Regions from separate parts of the Mus musculus genome. Here all the other regions are linked to region 1. Evidence: chromatin loops called from intact Hi-C (ENCODE). Cell type or tissue: heart. All regions are shown on one strand. Links, peaks and the distances in the headings refer to the core of each region. The heading gives the core; the rest is flanking DNA.

Region 1 (8,085 bases), core at 1,819-6,818:
GGCCTGGCCAATGGCCCATGACTCCCCTGTCTCCTGGCAATGATTTATCTCATCCATCCCAGAGTGGAGGACAGGCCTTATCCTGTGGTCTGTGAAGCTCTGACTCCAACACGCCGGTCAGGAAGAGCCTCGCGTGACCAGCCAGGTTGTCTTTGTTGGCACTGGTAGTTTATTAAGGAAGGAGGCAAGAGAGACTGGAACCTAGATCCCTACTGTGCTATTTGCTTAAACTGTGTGACCTGAGAGAGTTAACTGCCTCTTAGAACCAAACACCTGTAAATGGGGGGTCACTATTATCCTCTCAGGATTGATGTCTTCCAAGGACAGAATGTCTGTCCATGTTTAGGGCCAACTGCTGCACGTAGAACACGCTCAGGAAATGTCCCTTTCTGTCCTTTACTGTCCCCGCAAGCCTTATTCTTCCTTACTGTGGGGTTCTGTGTCTCACAATTGAAAGTCTTTCTTAAAGCCACCAGCTTGGTAACTCTGCCTTGTGCCTAAGCCCTGGGAGGGGGTAGGTGGGCGCTCCTAAGCCTTTATCTAAGGCATTGAGGGTCACCCTGGAGGTGGTGACAGATGGCTGAATCCAAAAGTCCTCCCCCCAGTGATGGTGGCTGAGGATCTGCAACACAGAAGGCGGTCCCAGGAACTACAGTCCTCTGGGAAGCATCCCTGCACCAATGTCAGTTAGCATCAAGGCTGAGGTCGCATCAGATGCTGTGTGGGTGGTATTGGGTTCAGGGAGCTGGAGGGGTGAATAGCTTCCATGGCTGGGGGCATCCCCTTTTTCTGGGGCAACCCTACAAAGCCCAAATTTTACCCTCAGCTTTCTCCCTCAGAATCTTTAAAATCAGTCCTACACCCTCCATTGTCAGGCCTGGTCTGAGGGCCACAGCTTTGCCATCTTGACAGAGTCATTGCCACTGACAGGTTCTGGGAGGAAGGGTGGCATCTTATAGGAACAGGTCTGAGGGAGAAAGGCCCCGTCCTGGGGGTGGAGCTACATGAAAGGCAGCCACATATTTAGCTAGGTTTTAGCTTCTGCTCCTGATTGCCACTAGATCTAGTCATGCTCTTGGCAAGTTTATGTCTGACCCACTTTGGCTCCCAGTGTGAGAACCCTGAGAACCTGAAGATGGGCGCACCCGTATAATGGACTGGATTGTGTGCAAAAGCTGGGACACACGATGTAATCCCACCCAGGGGGCTGATTCTGGAGGAATGAAGGGAGGCTCAGGGCAGGGGGTGTGTGAGACTTCTGGAGAAAGAGCTGGTGGCATTACACAGCCTCATTCCAACGGACTCTGACATGTCACACAGTGCCTAGCACTTCCAGGAATGCTTTGTGGCTAGGCTGCAATGGTTATGTAGCCAACGTGGCAAGGTCACTGTCGAGAACTTGAAAGTGTGGCTAATGCCGTTGAGGGAATTACACCTTAGCTAGCTCAAATATAAAAGGTGTTCAACATTCTTAAATCAGAAAAAAACAAAACAAAACAAAAAACACATATTGGATCTATGGTGAGATAGCCTGGCACACTGGGCTGGCCAAGGTGTGATAGACAGTAGCAAGTGTTGCTGAGGCTGGGCAGAAGCCAGAAAGAGACAGCATACAGACACCTTAGATGACAGTGTAGCCGTTCCTCAAAGTGTTAAACACACAACTACCACATGATCCTAAGCACATTAGGAATATAACACGTATACGCCTAAGCATACACTCAAGAGAAAGAGAAGCAGACGTCAACACATATGTGACTTTCATGGCAGCATTATTCATACTGGGCAAAAAATAAAGATGAAGCCAATGTCCATCAAATGATGGCTAGATAAGCAAATATTATCCACACCGTAGAATATTATTCAGCCATGAAAAGGAACAGAGGGGTGAAACATACTACAGCGTAGACCAACTTGGAAGGCAGTGCAGAGTGACAGAAACCACAAAGGTGTGTGATTCTGTTTGTGTGAAGGATCCTGAGTAGGTGGACCTACAGAGTCAGAAGGCAGACTAGCATTTGCCAGAGTTAGAGGAAGGAGAGGATGGCAGGTGTGTGCTTAGTGTACAGGCCATACACTGGGGGTGATAAAATTACATGAGTGATGATGTACAGACATGCTGGAAGCCATGGAATCATATATTTTAAAAAGTGGACTTTATGGCGTGTGATTGAGCCTCGTCTGCATATCTCACCCTCTCTAGCTCGTGGTGCCAGGATTGGACGAGGCTAGACCATCTGCTTTCACATTTTGGCTTTGCCATGTGCTGCTGTGTCATCCTGGGCAGCAGTCTCAGCTGCCATGAACTCTGGTTTTCTCAGCTATGAAATCGGGGGTAATAAATAGACTGGCCCAGGCGTGTCCTGCAACCAAACAGGGTTCATATCCATAAAGCCTCTAGGACAGTACCTGGTATCAGAGACAGAAGAGTTCGCCACCACCTAGGATTACTGGGGTCACAGCCAGAAATCCCCCAGGCCTCTTCCAGTGCTCTGCATGCCTGATCCCAGCCCCTCTCCTCTTCTTCTGACTCCCTGCAGATGGCTCTCTGCTGTGTAAACTGTTGCTATAACAACCATTCCCTGTTCCCAGAAGCTGCTGCACAAGAGACCTCATCATCTTCAGCGCAGGGTGTCACAGGAAGGCTCTGGGCATTGTTAAAATAGGAAGCATTTCCAGTAAAGGTAAACCTTGAGGTTCACCGGGCAGGAGATCCCATGCTTGCCCTTAGCAGCGACCTGCCCCAGTGTCTGAGACAGGCAGACTGTCTCCTCTGCCGGAGACCTGCTCACAAGCCCAGTCTAGTGTCAAATCTTCAGAATCCTCTCTTACCCTGTTACCTGGTGTTCAAAGGAAAAGGGGTGGGAGGAATTTTTTTAGAATTGTAATAGAAAAAAATAGACCTAGCCAGGTGGTGGTGGCAGCAGCTGCAGCACAGGCCTTTAATCCCAGCACTCAGAAGGTAGAGGCAGGTGGATCTCTGAGTTGGAGGCCAGCCTGGTCTGCCCAGTAGGTTCTAGGACAGCCCGGGCTGCACAGAGAAATCCAGTCTCAAAAACAAACAAACAAACAAAACAAAGAGAGACGGAGAGAGGGAGGGAAGGAAGGACAGACAGACAGGCAAACTGACCTTACAACAGTTATTCCAAACAGGGTCCTCTTCTGGTCTAATTGTCCTGGATCTAGCAAAGCCTTCCCCAAGTGTGAGCCATTGAGAAGTAGCTGTCCCCTGGTCCTGTAAGCTTACTCCCCAAGTTCTTTGCCAAAGGCTGCAGAGTGAAGCTGAGCTGCACACCATTGCAGCGAGCTTTCTGCCTTCAGCTCACTGCAGAGACCTCCTCTCTTCCCAAAAGGATCCTGATGGGGGTCATAATGGAAGGAGTCTGTCCTCCTTCCTCTTCCAGAAAGCCACCCGCCCAAGCACACTGCAAAAGAGCAGAAATGAGACCTCCAGAGAACAGACTCGGACCCCACACAGGTCTCCAGGTTGCTCATTGTTTTGAAAGGCAAGCTGGATTCTCTCTCAAACTTTGGCTCTGAATATGAGCTTGCCAGGGGAGTCTGTGGGTCTCCAGAGCCTACTGGGTAAGCCAGGCCCTGCTCTTAAAGTGGTCCACTAGGAACAGGGCATGCACCTGGGTAGATGGTGTAGCAAAATCAATGCTGCAAACTCTGGGCTCTTCTCCAAATGTGCTAACCTAGCCAGGGTGGGGACTGGGGGTTACGAAGAATGTCTGCCCCAGGAGTGCAGCGCCTGGAAAGAAGCAATCCTAAGCAGAATTCAGAGGGAGAGGCCTTTGGGCAACTTCTCCCAAGCCCTGAGAGCTAGACAGCTGCCCTTCTTACAGCATTGCGGCATCAATGCAAAGGGAGGCTGCAGGCGGCTAAGGACCCATAGCACCCCCGTGTGGTTGTTCTCTGCAACAAGTCCCAAAGACCTGGCAAGATTTTGGTGGCTGTGTTTCCGGAAAGAGAGCAGAGAGCTGACTTGTGCCAGCAGTGTTTCTCCATCACTTTGAGTGGGGATGTGGGGGTGTTGAGCTCTGGTGCTTTGTCGGGTCTCCTGTTCTCGCAACGTTTACACAAATGCAAAGTAGGACAACCCTCTGGTCACAGCACCTGATTTTGGAGCTGGCAACGCAGCAGATTTTTCCGGAGCCACCTCCAGCCGGCTAAACCAAAAACTCTCGGGTTGAGCATTATACAGACCTCAGCCTAGCACAAAGTCACAGGACCACACTGGCAGAGCTTAGTCAACTACACCGCTCCCTTACTTACAGATCAGGAAACTGGGGCCCGGGGAGAAGTCATTTACCCAAGTTCCACAGCCGGTTGATGGTGTTCCCTTGGGACTTTTACCTCAATGAAAATCAAAACTGGGGGGGTGGGGCTGGAGAGATGGCTCAGAGGTTAAGAGCACTGACTGCTCTTCCCAAGGTCCTGAGTTCAAATCCCAGCAACCACATGGTGGATCACAACCACCTGTAATGAGATCTGATGCCCTCTTCTGGCGCATCTCAAGACAGCTACAGTGTACTTACATATAATAAATAAATAAATCTTTAAAAGGAAAAAGAAAAAAAACGAAAAAGAAAAGAAAATCAAAACTGCACATGAACTGGGGAGACCCCTGCCTGGAAAATTCCAGGCTGTAGCTGCCTATATACATCCTTCTCTTATTTAGGCCCAAGTTTGTTTGTAGCTCTAGTTTTTGTCTAATGGCCCCATATAGCCAGTGCGTTTGCTTTTTTTTTTTTTTTTTTTTTTTTTTTTTTTTGTCCTGGCTCTGTCTGGTGCCTCGTGATGTTTCACCCATCAGGAGAACTCCAGGCAGCCCCTTGACTGAGTAGGTTCAGGGTTCTCTAAGGTAAAGAGGAAAAGCCTGGGAGCTCCTTTGGGGAGCAGGGGTGCACAGGGTTTGCTGCACTGCGGGGTTCCGTGTCAGCTGCCTCCTGTATTGTGACTTAAGTGGGAGGAAGAGAGAAATGACGAGATTAGGAACAGAATAAATAGTTTCCTGCCTGCCTGCCTTCTCCGCGACAGTGGGTGTCTCTGGCATGGAGGCCCACCCACCCTGCCCCCTTCTAGGACCTCTGAGGTCAGCAGATGATTTGGGAAGGGGTGAGGAAAGAGGGTGGAGTTGCCCCTCAGACAAGGTTCTGGGCTCTATCCTCGAGCAGGGGAGATCCGTGTCACAGGTCACTTGTCAATTGTTAGCTTTCCCGGCTACTGTGCCCGAGTCAGCGTTTACAGGGGGTGGGGATGAATCCAGTCCAAGGTGACTGGTGCAGATCCCACAGAACTGCCGAGCTTAACCCTGAGCCTCTGGGCACCCTGGGATGAACCTGGGGGTGGCCAGCCTGGCCTGCTCTTGCCGGAGTGGGTAGATTTGTGTCTTTGAGTGGAGGAGAGGGGAGAAAAAGATTCCAATTCCCAGAGACATCTGACCCACTGAAACACAAAGTACTGCTCAACAGGTCCTGGCAGCTGTGTGTGCAACTCCCCAGTGTCTTTCCATTGTTGCAGTGAGTCCTGGGACAAAGTGGCCTTCTGGCTAGGGCTGGAATCTTGTTTTTTGGGGTTTGTTTGTTTGTTTGTTTTCAGCCAAAATTGTGATAGATTTCCAGAATTTAAAGATCAGACTCCTGTACTGGGGATCAAATAGGGTTAGGGAATTTTCTTCCTCTGAAGAGTTGTTGATATGTGTGTGTGAGAGAGAAACAGACATGGAGAGGCCCAGTGCTTCCTGTTTCCAGGTCGTTTAGGCTGGCCTGGATTTCTACATGGATCAAGGCCCAGACCATCCCCTGTGGTTAATTCTGGCTGTGACTTACCTCTTCTGTAGATACAGCTGAGCGTCTCAGCCCACAGCACTGGACAGTGAGAAAAAGAGCCCACGCCAGGAGTCACGGCAGCCCTGAGTCCCCTCTGTGGGCTCAGAGGAGAGGTCATTTCCCGTCCTTAATGTGAGAGGGTGGCAAATGCTTTCAAGCCCTCTCTTGGCTCACTTCCGTCCCTCCTGGGGGCCTGTGCCTCACCCAACCATTCACAGTAAAAGCCTTTGTAGAGGGAAGGTGCAGCTCCAAGCTAGTTTTCAGTTACCCTCCCCTGAGCTACATGGCTTATGGGTTCTGAAACATTGGTGAAGGTAATTAAAGCTTCAATAGTCAAAAGTTATTGCAGTTTACTTAATTGCTGGCTAATAATTAAAACCTCACAGATCGTGGGGAAACCTGACTACTGGGTGATGGATCCCCCTGAGCCTCCTCCTTCTAGAACTTGCCTGAATCTGTTGGGGCTTTTACCCTGAACTGGAGGTTCACTGTCCAGTATGATCTTACAGCTTAGCCTTCTGGTTCAAGCAAGTCCCTATAGCTAAGTGCATCCCACAGGCAGGACTAGCCCTGAGAAAAGCAGCTAGTCAGGCTTGCTGGTGCAGCAGCGAGGTTTGCTGAGTATACCTCAGATGCTACTAGGTCCAGGTGTTAAGGCCTCAGCAAAAGAAAACAGGCTCCCACCTGTTGGTTGGTGGCCGAGTGTGGGGCGCTTCAGCCTCGCTGTCTGCCCACTTCTGCCTTCTGCCAGGTCGATCCCAGCTGTCTGTCCAGGCAGTTTGCTGTGTGCCAGGCTCTACACTAAGTGTGATAGTGAGCTAGGCCCTTAAGCCTCGCTGCAGTGAGGTCATTCCACTCTCTATTTAGCAGAAAGCAAACCGGTAGCAAGATGAAGTAACCTGTTCAGGGCCAGCCCGGCTGCGGAGAGGCAGTGGGTGGACCTAGATGGTGGGTTTTCTTTTTTTCTTTTTTTTTTCCATTTTTTATTAGGTATTTAGCTCATTTTCATTTCCAATGCTATACCAAAAGTCCCCCATACCCACCCCCTCCACTCCCCTACCCACCCACTGCCCCTTTTTGGCCCTGGCGTTCCCCTGTACTGGGGCATATAAAGTTTGCAAGTCCAATGGGCCTCTCTTTGCAGTGATGGCCGACTAGGCCATCTTTGGGTTTTCTTCTTGATACTAAAAACTGTGTTGTTTTTGTTGTTTGCTTGTCAGTTTGAGACAGGGTTTCTCTGTGTAGCCCTGGCTGTCCTGAAACTCACTCTGTAGACCAGACTGACCCCAAACTCAGAGTTCTGCTGGCCTCTGCCTCTCGAATGCTCAGATTAAATTAGTGAGCCACAGCTACCGGCCTAAGATCTATGTTCTTGACACCACAGTGAAAGTCCGTTTCTCCCCGGTGTCCAGCTCTTTAGCTTAGCAGGAAACCTTGTCTTAGCATTCTTGGGAGGCCTGTTCCCCTTGTCTGATGCCGGGCAGGTAGAAGGAATCTGTTCACATCACATACACACACACACACACACACACACACACACACACACACACACACCCTGGACCTTTCCTTCTCAGATGCAGACTGCCTCTTTTCCTCATGAATGTCTTAGTCACCTTCCTGTCTCACAATGGGAGGTAGAACCGCCCAAACCACTCCATGTGTGTATCTGCAGGATTGTAGAAGACTGTATGGACACACCTTGGTGAGATGTGCATATTCTGAGGCAAGGTATTATAATGGAAAGAATAGGGGAGTTGGAATCCAGACAAATATAACGAATCAAATGAAATACCACAAAGTCATATGTTTAGCGTCCTGCCTCACATGGGGCAAACATGGGGCTCCGGCATTACTGTGTGCATGCACCTGTGTGTCAAGTGTATTTGACTGATGATCTGTAGTGAGACTCCTCAGACACACATGATACACACACACACACACACACACACACACACACACACACATATCCTGGGAGCCATGATGTGCTCTGCAAAAGCTTAGCTGTAACGTGCACAGAGGTCTCACATAGGTTGGAAACATCCTGAACAGTAGGAAGAGACTCCTCCGTCTTTGACAGACCTCAGCATTTTCCTCCCAGACCACATCCTGAGACCACAGGGTTGACCGAGACACGGAGAGGCAGCCTCCAAGACATCGGGACATAACCAGGAGAATAATGTTTTAGGTAATGTTAATGTCATCACAAATCGCTAGTGCTTTGAATGGCTCCATCCCTTCCCAGATCTTCATT
Region 2 (8,085 bases), core at 1,261-6,260, 370 kb after region 1:
GTTGCTGGGATTTGAACTCAAGACCTCTGGAAGAACAGTCAGTGCTCTTACCCGCTGAGCCATCTCTCCAGCCCCCTAACCTTTCCACCATCACATGTGTCTATATGACACATGTGGGTTGCATCCCCTTGAACTGGAGTTACAGATAATTGTGAGCAGCCATGTGGGTACCACCTCTCCAGCTCCTTTAGAGATTTTTAAAGACAGTTTCAGGGCTGGAGAGATGGCCCAGCCTTTAAAAGCATTTGCTGGCTGGGTGTAATAGCACATGCCTTTAGCTGCAGCACTTGGGAGGCAGAGGCAGGTGAATCTTTGTGAGTTGCAGGTCAACTTGCTCTCCAAAATTAGACCCTGTTTTGTTTCTCTTGCAAAGAACCCAGGTCTGGTTTCTAGCACGCAGGTCAAGTGGCTACAATGGCTTAAACTCCAGCTCCCAGGGAGCTAATGCTGACTTCTAGCCTATTTGAGCAGACATGTGCTGTACATACAGATAAGCAGGCACACACACACATAAATAAAGTAAAACACCAAGGAAACCCAGTTTCATGTCTTTAAGGCTGGTCTCTAACATGCTCTGAGGCTGAGAGCGACCTTTGACCTTCGACTCTGTCTCCCAGCTGCTGGGATTACCACACCTGGTTACAGTTTTTTTTTTTTTTTTTTAACAAAGTTGAGGCTAGAAGGCAACAAGCATCCTAGGCAAACACTATGGTTTGAGCAACATCCCAGTCCCCCAATACATACTTGCTTTGAGAAATACTTCTAGTTGCATTTTATTAATCTGTGTACATGTTTTGCATATATAGGCACGTGTGTGTACATAGGCACATGTGCATCGGTGAGTGTGTCGATCAGCCGACAATGGGTAAGAATTGATTTTCTCCTTCTACCAAGTAGGTCCCAGGAATGAAACTCAGGTTGTTGGGCTTAGAGGCAAGCACCTTTATCTGATACGCTGCCTTATGTGTCCTCTTAAACATTTTAAGTATCTACCTGAATGCCAGGCACTGAGGACCCAGATAGGAAGACATGGATCACGTTCACCAGATGTTTGGTAACTCCATTGTCTGGGTTCTTCTAGGACCAGTGTACCTCCCTTCGTGCCCTACTTAGGGCTGTGCACAGGAGACCTTCTGTTTGAATATAAAAAGAAAATTTAACGAGTGTATTTTGAACCCCAGTTTAAATCAGAACATCAGAGTCCCCTGGTTCCCTCTCTGGTCCCACCCTTGGGGCAGTCTGAGGCGTGGAAATGTATATTGCATGCAAATGGCCAGGTGTTTCTGTCCCTCCCTTGTACGTTGATAAGTACCAGCTGTTATCATCACAGAAGGCTTACCATTTAAAGTGTTATTTAATTCTGCCAGGAATGGTGGTGCACACCTTTGATCCCAGTGCACGGGACGCTGAGGTAGTAGATGTCTAAGTTTAAGGTCAGCCTGGTCTACGTAGCGAGTTCCAGGTCAGCCAAGGCTACATAGTGAAAATCTACATCAAAAAACAAAAACAAACTCCACCCCAAAATAGAAACAACCATCCCAAATTTACCCTATTTTGAATTTATTTATTTAGTTATTTAGTTATTTAGTTATTTAGTTATTTAGTTAGTTAGTTAGTTAGTTAGTTAGTTAGTTAGTTAGTTAGTTTTTTGAGACAGGGTTTCTCTGTATAGCCCTGGCTGTCCTGGAACTCACTCTGTAGACCAGGCCAGCCTCGAACTCAGAAATCCACTTGCCTCTGCCTCCCGAGTGCTGGGATTAAAGGCGTGCGCCACCATGCCCGGCTTGATTTTGTTTTTTAATTAATTAATTTATTTATTTTTGGCAAGCTAGGGATGGAAGCCAGGACATTGTTCATTCCAGGCTAATTACTTTCCCTCTAAGCCATAACCCAGCGCCGAACCTTTTCATTTATATATAAAAGGCCACACAGTGACCACATCTTACTGTCACAGCATCTTGTGAGACTTCAGAGCCAGGCACCTCTACTTCTCGCCAACGATTAAGTGAAGGGTGAGGCGGTCCCATGGGCTTTCGGGTCCCTGTCCTTTCCCTCCATGCCTTTCACCACCCTTTAGGCTGTTTTGCAGATTCAGCTTTTTAGTGGCCGTATCCTTCACAATAAGGTGAACCCCAATTCTCATGTTCCCTCTTTTTATTTTGAAAACTTATTTATTATTTTTTTAATTATTTGTGTGTCTATATGTGAATTTGTGCTTGTGCATCTGGGTGCAGAGCCCTTAAAGGCCAGAAAAGGGTGCTAGAGCCCCTGGAGCTGGAGTTACAGATTGTCATTAGTCACCGGAAGTAGGTACAGGGAACTAAACATTGATCTGTTCAGGTCCTCTGAACAGAAAACAAGCATCCTTAACCACTGAGCCATCTCTCCAACCTCCCTCTTTATGTTAGTCCCTAGATGTACTTTGGCTGCCTGGAAATTTGCTACACAGTCCAGGCTGCTTCAGACTTGCGCTGATCCTCCTGGTTCTGGCGCGCACTCTCACACACAGCTCAAAGGTGAATTTCACCAGGGCTTCCTCTGCGCCTCACCCTGGCTCTGATCAGCCAGGGCAAAGCCCAACACACAGTAGGTGCTCAACAAATGTTTGTAAAATGAACTACATATGCAACTTTTAGCTCTTTATTTTTTAGTTTATTTGGCTTCTCGAAACAGGATGTCCCTGTTAGAATCTGTCATACTCGATTTTAGCTGTCTCCCGCCTTTCTGCTTTGATTTCTGGCCCTGTTAAAGAAAAATCATAGCTAGCACTCTCTCTCACAAGGGAAGATGTGAATTTTCTCTTGCTAGTGGCTAGTGAGTCATATGGGCTGGAGAGATGGCTCAGAGGTTAAGAGCACTGGCTGCTCCTCTAGAGGACCTGGGTTCAATTCCCAGTACCCACATGGCAGCTCATTCTATAACTTCAGTTCCAAGGGATCTGTGGCACATGGTGCACATGCACACACACATACACACACACACACACACATACATTATGTATGTAGGTGTATATGCACACATATATGCATGCAGGTGAAAACTCATACACATAAAATAAATAAATCTTTTTTTTTTAAGTGAGTCCACATTACCCCCAGTATTCACACCGATTTGATCTTCCCACTTCTCAGGAGCCTGTTGCTGCCCCATGCTATGGGTGAGGAGCCGAAGCAGGGTTAAGCACTTGAGCTACTGAGCAGCTGCGAGTCGTGTACAAGGTGGCATTTGCTCAGTGAAATATGGGCTTGTATTATTTTCTTTGGTGAGGAGTCCTCACCTACTTCATTGCCAGGGAGAGCCCCGGTCTCTGTTTCCCTCTCTCCCTCCCACCTACATAGCATGTTGCATGTAGTCTCTCCCTCCCACCTACATAGCATGTTGCATGTAGTCTCTCCCTCCCACCTACATAGCATGTTGCATGTAGTCTTTAGCTACCAGTGGGGGAAACTCCCAGGTGGAAGCTCGGGGAATTCCTGGGATCATGGAGAGTCAAGGGGAGATTACGCAGGAGCTAAGGTAAGCCAAGTAAGAGGGCTGGCGTAGATCATCTCTGAGCTCTTTGCTGTTACAGCTCTGCACCTTCAGTGCCTTTCTGGGGTTCTCCAAGCAAGTGCTCCTCCGGCCTGGTCCGGAAGCTTCCAGAAGCAGCCGAGGGTGGAGAGCACTTTGCAGGTAGGTGGCCCCTCTGGAGGTGTTGGGTAGCCGTGAGCACACAGTACCACCACCATCTGTGTTTGGATCAGATCTGCAGGCAGCTCACAAGAACTGTGGGCTGGACTTGGGTACTGTGGGCTAGCTAAGGCCGGGGACAGGAGAGGACCAAGGCTTGAGAGCTGTCTTAGTCTCCAACTCTGATTATTTGGTTCCACCTAGTGGCCTCTGGCATTTCAGCTGTCTTACTGGAAATCAGCAAGGAGATTGCATGTCCTTTTAGGCATTTGAAGAAGTGTGTGTGTGTGTGTGTGTGTGTGTGTGTGTGTGTGCATTCATGAATGTGTGCGCCTGTGTACACAAACTCAGAGGGAGACATGGGGTGTCATGCTCCATCACTCTGCCTTATTCCTTTGAGATAAGGACTGTCAGTAAACCAGAGGCTAGCCTGGCTCCAGAGAGCTACAGACATCTTTCTATCTCTGCCCCGTGGCACTGGAGTTATGGGTATATGGAGCCACATTTTTAAAAAAAAGATTTATTTATTATTTTTATGTAAGTCACTGTATCTGTCTTCAGACACACCAGGAAGGGGGGGGGTGTCAGATGTCATTACAGATGGTTGTGAACCACCATGTGGTTGCTGGGATTTGAACTCAGGAACTTCGAAAGAGCAGTCAGTGCTCTTAACCAGAGCCATTTCTCCAGCCCCCAATTAAAAAAAAATATTTCTTTACTTTGTGTGTGTGAATACTTGCACGCATGTATGTCATTCCTCAGCCATTATGTGGGTTCTGGGAATTGAACCCAAGTCCTTTGCAAGACAAGTGCCATCGATTGGAACTCATTTTTTAAAAAAAATGTATTTATTTATTATGTATACAGCGTCCTGTCTGCATGTACACCTACAGGCCAGAAGAGGGCATCAGATCCCATCACAGATGGTTGTGAGCCACCATGTGGTTGCTGGGACTTGAACTCATGACCTCCGGAAAAGCAGTCAGAGCAGTCAGTGCTCTTAACCACTGCGGCATCTCACCAGCCCCTGGAACTCACATTCTTAGCTCTCTTACCCACTGAGTCGTCTTCCAGCTCAAACTACACGGAGTGTCTAGCATATGCAAGCACAATGTGAAGCAGGATGGGCTAGAATATAGAATGAATGAAAAATATGTGTGAATATGAAAGAAAAGCAGAGGCCTAACTCTGGCTTCCATCAGCCCTGTGCTAAGATCTAGCCCAGCGGTTCTCAACTTCCTAGTGCCAAGACCCTTTAATATAGTTCCTCACTGTGGTGGCCCCCCCTCCCCCAGCCATAAAATTATCCCATCGCTACTTTTTTTTTTTTTTTTTTGGTTTCTCGAGACAGGGTTTCTCTGTATAGCCCTGGCTGTCCTGGACCTCACTTTGTAGACCAGGCTGGCCTCGAACTCAGAAATCCACCTGCCTCTGCCTCCGGAGTGCCGGGATTAAAGGCATGCGCCACCATGCCCGGCCCATCGCTACTTTGTAACAAATTTTGCTGCGGTTATGAATCATGGTGTGATCACCTGTGTTTGCCAATGGTCATAGGTAACCTCTGTGAAACGATCGTTCAACCCCAAAGGGGCCGTGACCCACAGGTTGAGAACCACCGATCTGGGTTCCAGCACCTGCCTGTGAAGCAAGCTAGGATCGCACAGTATAGATGTGGCTGCCCGAGTCTGTTGCCGTGGGACTTGGCCTCGCAGGTCTTCCGTTTCCACGTCTGAGAAGTAAAAGGGCTGGCGTAGATCATCTCTGAGCTCTTTGCTGTTACAGCCCTGCAAGCTACAAAGGAGCAGGGGAGGGGTTTAGGGTTGTGAGTCAAACCTTTCTTTCGGATGTCTGGGTCATTTCCTAGCTGAGTGTCCTTGAGCTGGTTTCTTTATCTCTCTGAGCCCGTGTAATGAAGTAAAGGCTACCTGGTAATCATGAGTGTTTAGGACAGAGCCTGGTACTTGGGGAATGCTTAGTACAAATAACGATGACTCCCCTTCACCCAACTAGCTACAGCATAAGGCAGCATAAGGCAGAAAGAAGGTGGAGGATTTTAGTCGCAGCGCAGCCGTTTAAGGTCATGGGAAAGACAAAAAGACCAGAGTGGTTCTGGGGCAGGTTCCTGGAGCAGTTCTCCGGGAGGATTAGAAGAGCCTGGCTGGTTCTGAGCACGGAAGAGCATGTGGTGCTCGGGGCGGGGCCTTAGCGCTTCTCTTAAGTTTCCCGAAGACACAGGATTCCTGTGGGGTCCAAGTGTCCTTTTCCTGATGACATAATCTGGGTCGTGGTGGTGATGAAGCTGGGCTGCTGGCTGGCATGCCAGACTTCAGACAGAGCTCTGGCAGCTCCCCAAGACTCCTCAGCAGAGGACAGACTCTCCTATCTTTCTCTTTGTCTCCTCCTCCTCCTACTCTTTTTCTCCTGGAACCCCTAGTTTTACACAGCATGTCGGGACCTACTGGGTAGGGTGGCAAGTTTCCTGGTCAGGAAGTCTTCTGGGAAAGCTGCTTTCAGATTGAAAGTCTTGGTAGCAGTGGTCAGTTAATGCTTGCCAGTGGACTGTGTAAATAGCTCCCAGTCAGCCCTGTGTCCTGTTTGCTTTGGCCGTTCTCCTTAGCTGCAGAAATCAACATCCCAGTGCTCCGGCATAGATTTCCACTGGTATCCAGAAGGTCTGTCCTGCAGAAATGGACGGGCAGAGTCCGTTCCCTCAGCCTTGATACCTCCCACACTCCCTGCAGTGAACCCCTCAGTGTTGCAGGCTCTCCTGGAAACAATACCTGCTTGTGCTGTTGGGAATCTGCTGCCCATCCTGGCCCCCTTGAAAGTTACCTGGTCAAGTCAATGCTCTTCTTTGTGACAGTGTGTAATATTCTCCCTTGCCTCTGGGATAACATCTTTTTGTTTTGTTTTAGAGTCAGGGTTTCTCTGTGTGGCAGTGGCTATCCTGGAATTCTCTCTGTAGACCAGAGTTGAACTCAGAGATCTGCCTGCCTCTGCTTCCTAAGTGCTGGGATTAAAGGTGCGCACCACAGTGTCTGAACTCCTTGGTCTAGCATACAAAAGCCTTCTTGCTCCTTTATCTGGTGATTCTTGCCCCAACCCCATTGCCCTGCTCTCCATTTCCCTAGCATCCCATCCTCCTGTGAATTATTGCTGTCTGGCAGGAACACCACCCACTTTCAGGACCCTGCCATTTGTGTGCTGTATCTTCTGCCTGGAGCATCTTTCTGTCCATCTCTTAGGAGCCTTTAAGGCTTCACTCCAAAGTCGTTTTGCTTCAGAGAACTTCCAGCCTTCCAGACAGCCCCAGGATCCTCGGACTCTGCCCTGTACCTTGACCCCGCCTTTCACTGCATCTGCCAGGCCAAGGTGTAATCATTGATTTACATCTCTATTTCCTTTCTCTTGACCACACTTTCATAATTTTAATTTCATATTATTATTATTATTATTATTATTGGTTTTGTTTTCATGTAGTTCCAGTGCTGGAGACAAAACCCAGGGCCTCAAACATGCTAGGCGAGGACTCCCACTAAGATATGCCGCCATCCTAGAGTGTCGTGTTTGGAATTTTTCCTTGTAGCTGCTTTCCTTTGGGAGTCTGTGTGGCTAGAAGGCAAGGAATGGGCTCTTGCCTGCTGAGACCAGCATTGAGTTCAAAGGCTATGGAGTCAACTCCATGTTTGAACTTGTGTCAACTACATAGTTATTAAGACTACCACAAATCTTAAAATTTGAACTTGAGATCACAACAGCACTGCCCCACGAAACATATTAAGAACCGTCAAGAGGGCTGGTGAGATGGCTCAGTGGGTAAGAGCACCCGACTGCTCTTCCGAAGGTCCAGAGTTCAAATCCCAGCAACCACATGGTGGCTCACAACCATCCGTAACGAGATCTGACTCCCTCTTCTGGAGTGTCTGAAGACAGCTACAATGTACTTTCATTTCATATAATAAATAAATAAATAAATAAATAAATAAATAAATAAATAAATAAAAATAAATCTTAAAAAAAAAAAAAAAGAACCGTCAAGAACCCAGCTGATAGATGTTGGTGGCTTGCATCTTTAATCCTAGTGGTCAGGAGGCAGAGGCAGATGGATCTCTGAGTTCGAGGACAGCCTGGTTTATAGAGTGAGTTTCAGGACAGCCAGGGCTACATAGAGACCCTGACTTTAAAACAGACAAACAAACAAATAAACAAACAAACTCCAGAAGAATGGTACACCTACCCATGAATCCAATAGTTTTGGCAATTATTATAATTCAAGTTTTGACCTTGGCAAATTAAAAAAAAAAAAAAGGCGCAAAACCAGGATCTTGCTATGTAGCCCAAGCTGGCCTTGAACTCTGTCCCCCGTCTCAACTTCCCAAGGGCTGGGATTACAGGCCATAGTCACCATACCGAGCC
Region 3 (8,085 bases), core at 1,261-6,260, 240 kb before region 1:
TTGAACAGACTGATACATTTCTCCAGAGAAGCTATGTAGATGGCCAATAAACACATTAAAAAAAATGTCCAACTTCACCATCCATTTTGGAAATGCAAATCAAAACTGCATGGCAGCCTGGTGCGGCAACACATACCTGTGAGCTCAGCACCCTGGAGACAGAGTCAGCAAACTGGTTACAAGTTCAAGCCCAGCCTGACCCATATAGAGATAATGTCTCAGACAAAAACTGGGGACCGCTCATCGGATGGCTCAGAGGAAAGGATGTGGAGGAAACGGAACCTGTGCGTTGTTGGTGGAAGGACAATGGGGTAGTCATGCAGAAAACAGCATAGCAGAGCCTCACATCTGAAAAACAAAGTTACCAGGGGCTGGGGAGAGATTCTCCCACTGAAACCTGGCTGCTTGGAGAGGACTGGGTCTCAGTTCTCAGCACTCATGTGGTGGGATCTAGATATAACTGTAACTCCAGTTCAAGGGCATCTGACACTCTCATGTGATCTCATCAGGTGCCAGGCACACGTGTGACACACATACATACCTGTAAGCAGACACTCGGACACATAACATTTAAAATTTTTATTTAAAAAATTGAAATGGATTGTGTGATACAGGAATTCCACTTTGGGACATGTATACCCAAAACATTCGAAAGTAGAGTCAGCCACGGCGGTACACACCTGTAATCCCTCAGTTCTGGGAGGAAGAGGCAGGAGGATTGAGGCCAGGCTGGGCTATTATTGAGCGAGCGAGGCACTGTCTCAAAACGTCAACACAAAGATTTGAAAGTAGGATATCCGCACACTCCTTCCCATTACCGCATGATTCACGGCAGCTGGAGATCCAGTGACAGAGAAATGGGCCAGCACAATATGGCATGTGCACACAATGGAATCAGGTTCCACCCTCAAAAAGGAGGAGCGTCTGACAGCAGCGACAACATGGGTGAACGTTGACAATACTATTGGGGAAAAAAAGTCACACAAAGACAAATGCTACGTGGGTCCCCTTCTGTGGGGTTCCCAGAGTAGTCGAATTCAGCAGGCAGAACATGGAAGGGAGGCTTCTAGAGCTAAAAGGGGTGGAGGTGGGTGCTCTATCAGAGCTTCCGTTTTGCCAGACAATTAGTGCTGTAGACTAATACTGCTGACCGTCACACCCCAGAGTGAATGTTCTTAACGTCCCTGAAAGTGACATTACCCTTAGCTATGATCAACATGGCAATGTTCATTCATTTATTCATGCAGTTGTTCTGAGTATTGAGACAGGGCCTCTTATGGCCCAGGCTGACCCTGCCACATCACTAAGGCTGGCCTTGAACTCATAATCCTCACGCCTTTCTTTACCCAAGTGCCAGGATTACAAGTACAGGCCACCATGATCATAGGTAAATTTTACTATGTTTATTTGGTCATAGTAATTTCTTGTAAAAGAACGAGCTGGAAAGAAAAAAAGCACACTGGGAATAAAGTCCCTAGGTGAGGAATGAGGGAAGCTGGAAGCACGCAGGGCACCAGGAAATGAAGGGCATTCGCATCCCAGAGGCCGTGGCTTTCTCAGGAAGGAAGTTAGAGTAGCTGACTGAAACAGAAGACAATGGAAGCCAGTGACAGAGAGTGTGAGCAGTGAAGTGTGTTCCGCCCATGCCTGGCCTTCTCTGGCTCAGGAGCATGAAGGGCCTGCTAAGAATGAAAGTTCTGGGTTGGAGAGATGGCTCAGTGGTTAAGAGCCCTGACTGCCCTTCTGGAGGTCCTGAGTTCAAATCCCAGCAACCACATGGCAGCTCACAACCATCTGTAATGGAATCCAATGCTCTCTTCTGGTGTGTCTGAAGACAGCTACAGTGTACTCATATACATAAAATAAATAAATAAACATAAAAAAAAGAAGAATGAGCCGGGCGTGGTGGCACATGACTTTAATCCCAGCACTTGGGAGGCAAAGGCAGGATTCAAGGCTACACAGAGAAACCCTGTCTCGAAAAAAACAAAACAGAACAAAACAAAAACAAAAACAAAACAAAAAAACAAAAAGAAAAAAATGAAAGTTCTGTATATTCATCTAACCCCTACCGGGAGATGGAGTTCTGGGAGAAGATGGGGTTGGGGGTGGCTGGTGGGCAGGATTGGTACCCTTATAGAACAGACTTGAGAAAGACAAGGATTTTTTTTTTCTTGACTGTGTAGCTATAACAAAAAGGCGGCTGGCTGGCTGTCAACCAGAAAGGGCGCTTACCCTCAGACAAAGCATCGGCTCTCTTCTGACAGTGGATTTCCATGCCTCCATGAATGTTGACAAGCGCATCCCGTGTGCTCTCAGAATGCAGGAGCATGAGAGCTGGATCTTAGGACAGTGGCTAAGACGGTGACGTAGGTAACTCAGAGTTTCCCATGGGGATTGCAGGTCCAGGACGGTGGGAGGAGTGAGGGAGCTGCAAGCAGAGGCAGAGGCTGGAGAGTGGGCGCTGAGATGTTTATCACTCCTGCTCCCGGCCACTGTTCACAGTGAAGCATCAATAACAAGGTCTGGCTCCTACCTCCTCCAGAGCGTCTATGCTTCATGGTGGAAAGACAATGAACTTCAACTCGCTGCCAGCAAACTGGATGACCTTGGGCTGCTTACATAGCCTCGGTGAACTCCAGGCTCATCCATAGATCGGAGCCGGGATGCCACCACCCTGCTATTGTTGAGAGGATCTGATGAGGTCACTTCAGTAAAAAGAGCCTTTGTGAGTCACCGAGAGCCGTGCTGGCCTTTGACTGGAACCCCATGAACTAAGCATTCATGAAGGAAGTCCCAGGCAGGAGCAGAGGAGCGGGGCTGAATGTCCCTGAGTAGGCTTACTTGAGACTCTCATTCCTAGGCACATGGGGATTCTAAGGCCCACATAAGAGTCAGAGGCTTCAGGAGGTAGACAGTCACGGGGGGGGGGGCAGCGGCAACTGCACAGTTGACATGTTGGGAAATAACTATAACTGTTTCATATTTGCAGTAGTTATGGTACCCTGCACACTCAGTCAGCAAACAGAGACCCTTTGCTCTTAGGAGAAACATAGGGTTCGGTACCCAGGAGCCCCTGGACACAATCTGATATCAACAAATGAATTCATAGCATGTACCGAGGGCATTTCTGTTTAAAGACACCATATTGAATACACACTGCCCATTAACATCGAATTCATAGGCAACAGCAAATAGTGCACCCCTCCATGAAAATGATCTATCTTATATACTTTGTCCATGAGGCATATTGCAGTCTGTTAGTACTTAGGAACCTCAGAGTACTATACTTGATAATGATTTGTAAGATCACTAACAAAAAGCATAAATATACCCCCCCCATGGCACTACATAAACTTTGAGAGAACACTTGTTGGGACTGGAAAGCTGACTCAGCCACTAGGAGTGCTTGTTGCTCTTAAAGAAGACCCAGGTTCAATTCCCAGCACCCAGTTCTGAGGGATACTTTCTTTTAACTTCTGTAGAAAGCAGGTACACACTAGGCATACATATATATCCTCAGGCAAAAGGCTCATACATATAAAAGTGAACAAAAAAAGTCTCACAGGCTGTGAGGCCGGAGAGTCACCTTGTACTCCGTAGGAAATGTGTGTGTGCTTCCAACAATTAGAATTGTCCAACACTCTGCCTGTTACAGATGACCCCGACTCCCACAACTGATTTATATAATTACAAAGAAATATTAGCAAAGAACAGTAACTCCCAAACATAAAATCCAACATAACAGGCACTAAAGGTTGCTCTCCTCATTTCACAAGATGGAGATACGAAAGCTCATGGGGTGACTAGCTGACAACTAGCTGATAACTAGTAGATCTAGAATTCAAACCCGGAAGAATCTTCTATGGTTGGGGTTTTAGCAGTATTAGAAATTGTCTTCCTGTCCACACTCGTTCCTTTTATTAATAAAGCTCTAGGCCCAAAGAGGATGGCCAGCCACAGACACTTGAGGCAATCCCGGCATGCATTGCGGGGCTTGGGCATGTGTACAGCCCCCCCCCCCATAACAGCGCCCTCTGTTTCATCAGGTGCCTGGCTTACCTGCGTTATTTATACCTTCGAAGCTCCCAAAGTATTTCTCTCTCATTGTTTCCAGGAGTCAGGGAAAATCACACTGGGAAACGCTCAGCCAGGGAACTTGTGTGTTTACAGGTCGGACCACCAGGGGTCGCTCCTCCCCATATGCGTGCGCTCCGTGTCTCCTAACCGGTCCACCCACAAGCACAGGAAGGCCACAGCTAGCCAGAGTGGTCCAGGCAAAGGCATAGAACAATGGGCTGATTGATGCAAATGGACCATGAAAGACAAATTGTTCCGATGAAGTACATTCCAGGCTCCTGCCAAACGCCCAGGGTGTGTGGAATTTCAAGGAAAAGCTGAGTGGATTTGGGCTGTCCCCGTGGCCCTTGGGCTTCCCTGCTGCGGCTTTCAGCACCTCTTTTTCCCTAGAATGTTGATGACTTGGCCCAGGTTCCCAGGAGACTGCCCTCGATGGATGGATGGATGGATGGATGGATGGATGGATGGATGGATGGATGGATGACGGTGAGGAAGGAGAGGGATCAAATGCACAATGAAACATCGTGACCATCACAGTAGATAAAGTCCTGGCTCCCACCCCAGGTGACTCTGGGCTCTTGAACATAAAAGGCTTTAGCAAACTGTTCTTTGCTCAACTCCCAAACCCACACCCAGTGCTTTATGGCCCCAGAGCATCCTTTTCTTCTCTCTAGATAGCCCCGGGGGGAACTTTCCTCTCTTTGGATCTGTTTTCCCACCTGTCAGTGTGGTTAATCATCCTGTACTCATCTCCAGGGGGTCATTGTGGGGATCAAAGGAAAACTATGTAGAAACGTTAACATTTCTGTCCAAGGAAAGCTACAAACGCACGCCCACCTCCCCCAGGCTCCAGTGACCAGAGCTTGTTCCCAGATCCATTCTGGCTCCCTGGAGACCTCCAGGTGACCCCAGTCCCAGCACAAGTCACACAGGATGAGCCTCTTCAGCAGCCTCTTCAGGATCTGAACCTCCAACCACTGCCATTCCCCAAACCCCCCAGGGCCAGGGAGGGTGGAGCAGGATCTAAAGGCTGAAGCCTGCACAAAGATTCCTTGTCCTGCTGGGCAGCCTGGCACCGGCTGTCCCATCTTGAGAGGGCTCTCTTGAACTATTGTGTTTCTGTTGTGGCCTGAGGGACAGGCGGCTCAGAGCCCACCAGGGCCAGGCCTGGCTCACCATGCTTATGCCCATTCCACCGTGTGGTGTCTGGATCACCGCAACTCAGACTTCTTATGGCTCTTAGAGTCTTCTTCCTCCCAGATATTTACTAGGATCTGTTCTCCACCCGACATGTCTAGTGTTATGCATGGCCTCTGCTCGCTTATCTCCACAATCCAGCCGCTCCTTATTAGTTTGCTATCTTTTTCTAATTAACCAGTTAGTAATTCATATCAGATGCCCAGCAGCTCTAACCCACATGCAACATTCAGTAAGATACTATTATTACTCAGCTTCATGGGGTATCTGAGGATGGCAGGTGACCAATAATCTAGCATCATATAAATATGATGTCAGAGGAGGCCAAATGGGACTGACAAGATGGCTCAGCAGATAAAGGAGCTTGCTGCCAAGTGGGACAACCTGAGCTTGAGTCTAGGGACCCATGTGGCAGAAAAGAAAACCAACCCATGCAAGTTGTCTTTTAAGAGAGAAAGAGAGAGAGAGAGAGAGAGAGAGAGAGAGAGAGAGAGAGAGAGAGAGAGAGATGCATTTGCCCATATACATGCAAAGAAAAATGAGTTAATTAACTTTTTAAAAATTAAAGAAGATGCAGAAAGGGGAGCTAAGCGTGTAGCACAGTTGCAAAGCACATTCCTAGCAAGTGTAAGACTCTGGGTTTGATCCCCAGGACCAGGTGGGGAAACCACTTCATGTTAAAGCAGTCTTGGTAGTGCACAGCTGTAGTCTCAGCACTCAGCAGGCAGAGGCAGGAGAACTCAGCATCTGGAGCTAGCCTGGGCTACATAGGGAGACAGGAAGGGAAGGAGTTGGGGAGAAAAAAAAAGAGGAGAAACTGCTTGAAGGAGCTGGAAGCTGTGAGTATCCATTGAATCATTTATAGAGAATTTAGTATCTGCCAAAGACAAAGAACCACAGCCCCTGCTCCCTGGACAGCGCCCATCCTGCACGGAGAGGGTTAGGCAAGCAGCTTACTGTCAGCAGCCCTGCCCTGGGGCAGGTGCGTGCGCCTGCGTGCGTGTATGTGCACGTGCACAGGGCATGGCCAGCTGGTACAGTGTTTAACCCAGAATCCCCATACTCTGGCTCAGAACAACGGGCCAGCCGGGGATGGGGGGAGGGGGGCGCTAGCAATAGCTGCAAAGGAGGCTCCTGTGCCCCAGGCCACGCCCATATTGCTGTGGCCCATACCAAGAGTTAACTCGCCCATTCCTTCCTGACTTTGGGCAGGAGGGTCAGTCTCAAGTTCCCTCAATAAACAGTACCAGGGCCAACTGCCAGCATCGCATACAGCTGCAGAAACCCTGCTTGGCCCTGAAGAGGCCTCCGCCTCTTCTCAGCTCAGCCCAAAGGGAGGGTCCACAGGTCTGGAAGGAGTTAAGTCCACAGGATGCACCCAGGACCCAGCTGTTTCCGTGGGCGGGCGGGCAGGGGATTTAGAGTCTTGCAGCCTCCCACACTTTGGGGCTGAGCAGCCTGTGCAGGAGAGAGATGCTTCTCTCACACAGTGACAAGAAAGCAGAGCTCTCGCTGCGAGGTCAGACTCTTCTGTCTCAAAGCCAGGGCCTCCCACGCGGCGCCAGGGGGAAGGTGGGGGCAGGAAGGAGAAGCCTGGGGTCCACAAGAACCCTGGCTCTGAATATCGAAATGGATAAAAACAGAGCTGACCGTGCCTGTCCTGGGCCTCTATTCATGTGGAGACAGTAGTCAGAGACAGGGAATTCAAACGCTGGGAATCTAGAGTTTCCAGAAGGGAATCTAATACTATGCTGCCCATCAGTGTGTGCCTCAGTGTGTCCCTTCTTGATGAGCCCTTTGGGGGTAGTGACTAATGGAGCCCCAAACATCCATATTCTAATCCCTCAGACCTGTGGCCACATTAAGCATCCTGAGTTGGAAGGATAACTTTGATGACCCCTGTGGAGGGTGAACACCACCACGAATGTCCTTGCAAGAGGAAGACACACGGACACGGCTGACAGACAGACCAGAAGACACTGTGCCCACTGAGGCAGGGACCTCTAGCTCTGCATAAACTATGCCGTACTTGGAGTCACTTGAGGCAAAAGAGACCAGACTCTCCTCACCTCCAACCCACAGAAGGAGTGCAGCCCACCCATATCTTGATTTTGGCCTGTAGATGGCTATAGTTTTTGCCCCGCCCAGCCCCACTTCCAGAGATGTGAGAAAATTAACTTCTGTGGGTAAGTAGAAAGTAGGAGAATGCTTTCTGTAAGGATCTACAGAAAGCCAGTTCTGCCAGCCACCTAACTGGATAGATGGAGCAGAGTGTCCTCTACCTAGCGACTCTTTCCCGCTCTGATTGTCCTTTCCTTTTCAAGGAGTCTGCCACCACCAGCTCAAGCCTGTCCTGGAACCATACTTTTCCCTGGCCAAGAACAACGTTCTGGCCTAAGGGCATTGTCCTGAAGAAGGAAGGCAGGAGACCTATGCTTAGCAAACCTTAAGTAGGAGATAAGCCAGCTAGGCTCTCTCAGTATCAGATCTCGATTTCTTGGTGGCTGATGTGGCCTTCAGGCCTACTGGGCCAGCTTGGTGTGGTGGCACAGGTCTGTAATTGGGAATCTTGTACTAAGGAGGCTGAAGCAGGAGAACCTTGAGTGTCCCCCTCCCCAGTCAGCCTGGCCTACATAGAGAGACCCTGACTCAAAACACAAACGACCCCTCGGGTGAGCCATGAGTATCTAGACTCTGGGCTAGCCTGTCTGTCTTCCAATCTACTACCCAAGAAGAGTTTAGTTTTCCAGGAATCAGTAATTACAGGGAGGTCAGCAGACTTTTGGGAAAGCAAGATTCGGTAATGGT

The links. Peaks named below come from ENCODE experiments on the same cell type or tissue, not always from the same donor. Only the 100,000 strongest peaks of a DNase experiment are listed, where the experiment ranks them.
Region 2: a loop joins it to region 1, with 3 times the contacts of the local background. A loop is called at or near these places in 4 of 42 quality-filtered maps.
Region 3: it touches region 1 in a loop (2.7-fold over the local background); 2 of 42 quality-filtered maps call a loop at or near these places.

What each region holds. Positions count from the first base shown.
Region 1 is chr1:135,540,768-135,548,852 of GRCm38, reverse strand. All of the region lies in intron 1 of Nav1 (neuron navigator 1), which reads left to right. Among named protein-coding and RNA genes, the nearest start is that of Gm32940, 33 kb to the right of the region's middle. In heart, for the core only: a CTCF peak has its summit at 3,902; DNase peaks (open chromatin) are centred at 3,842, 5,352 and 5,832; H3K27ac peaks cover 2,181 bases.
Region 2 is chr1:135,167,907-135,175,991 of GRCm38, reverse strand. No RefSeq gene overlaps it. Among named protein-coding and RNA genes, the nearest start is that of Gpr37l1, 4.3 kb to the right of the region's middle. In heart, for the core only: CTCF peaks have their summits at 3,860 (motif pointing left) and 4,572 (motif pointing right); DNase peaks (open chromatin) are centred at 3,721 and 6,161; H3K27ac peaks cover 298 bases; H3K27me3 peaks cover 2,110 bases.
Region 3 is chr1:135,777,581-135,785,665 of GRCm38, reverse strand. It overlaps a transcript of Tnni1 not described here. Among named protein-coding and RNA genes, the nearest start is that of Phlda3, 16 kb to the right of the region's middle. In heart, for the core only: a CTCF peak has its summit at 4,193 (motif pointing right); a DNase peak (open chromatin) is centred at 4,225; H3K4me3 peaks cover 6 bases; H3K27ac peaks cover 1,236 bases.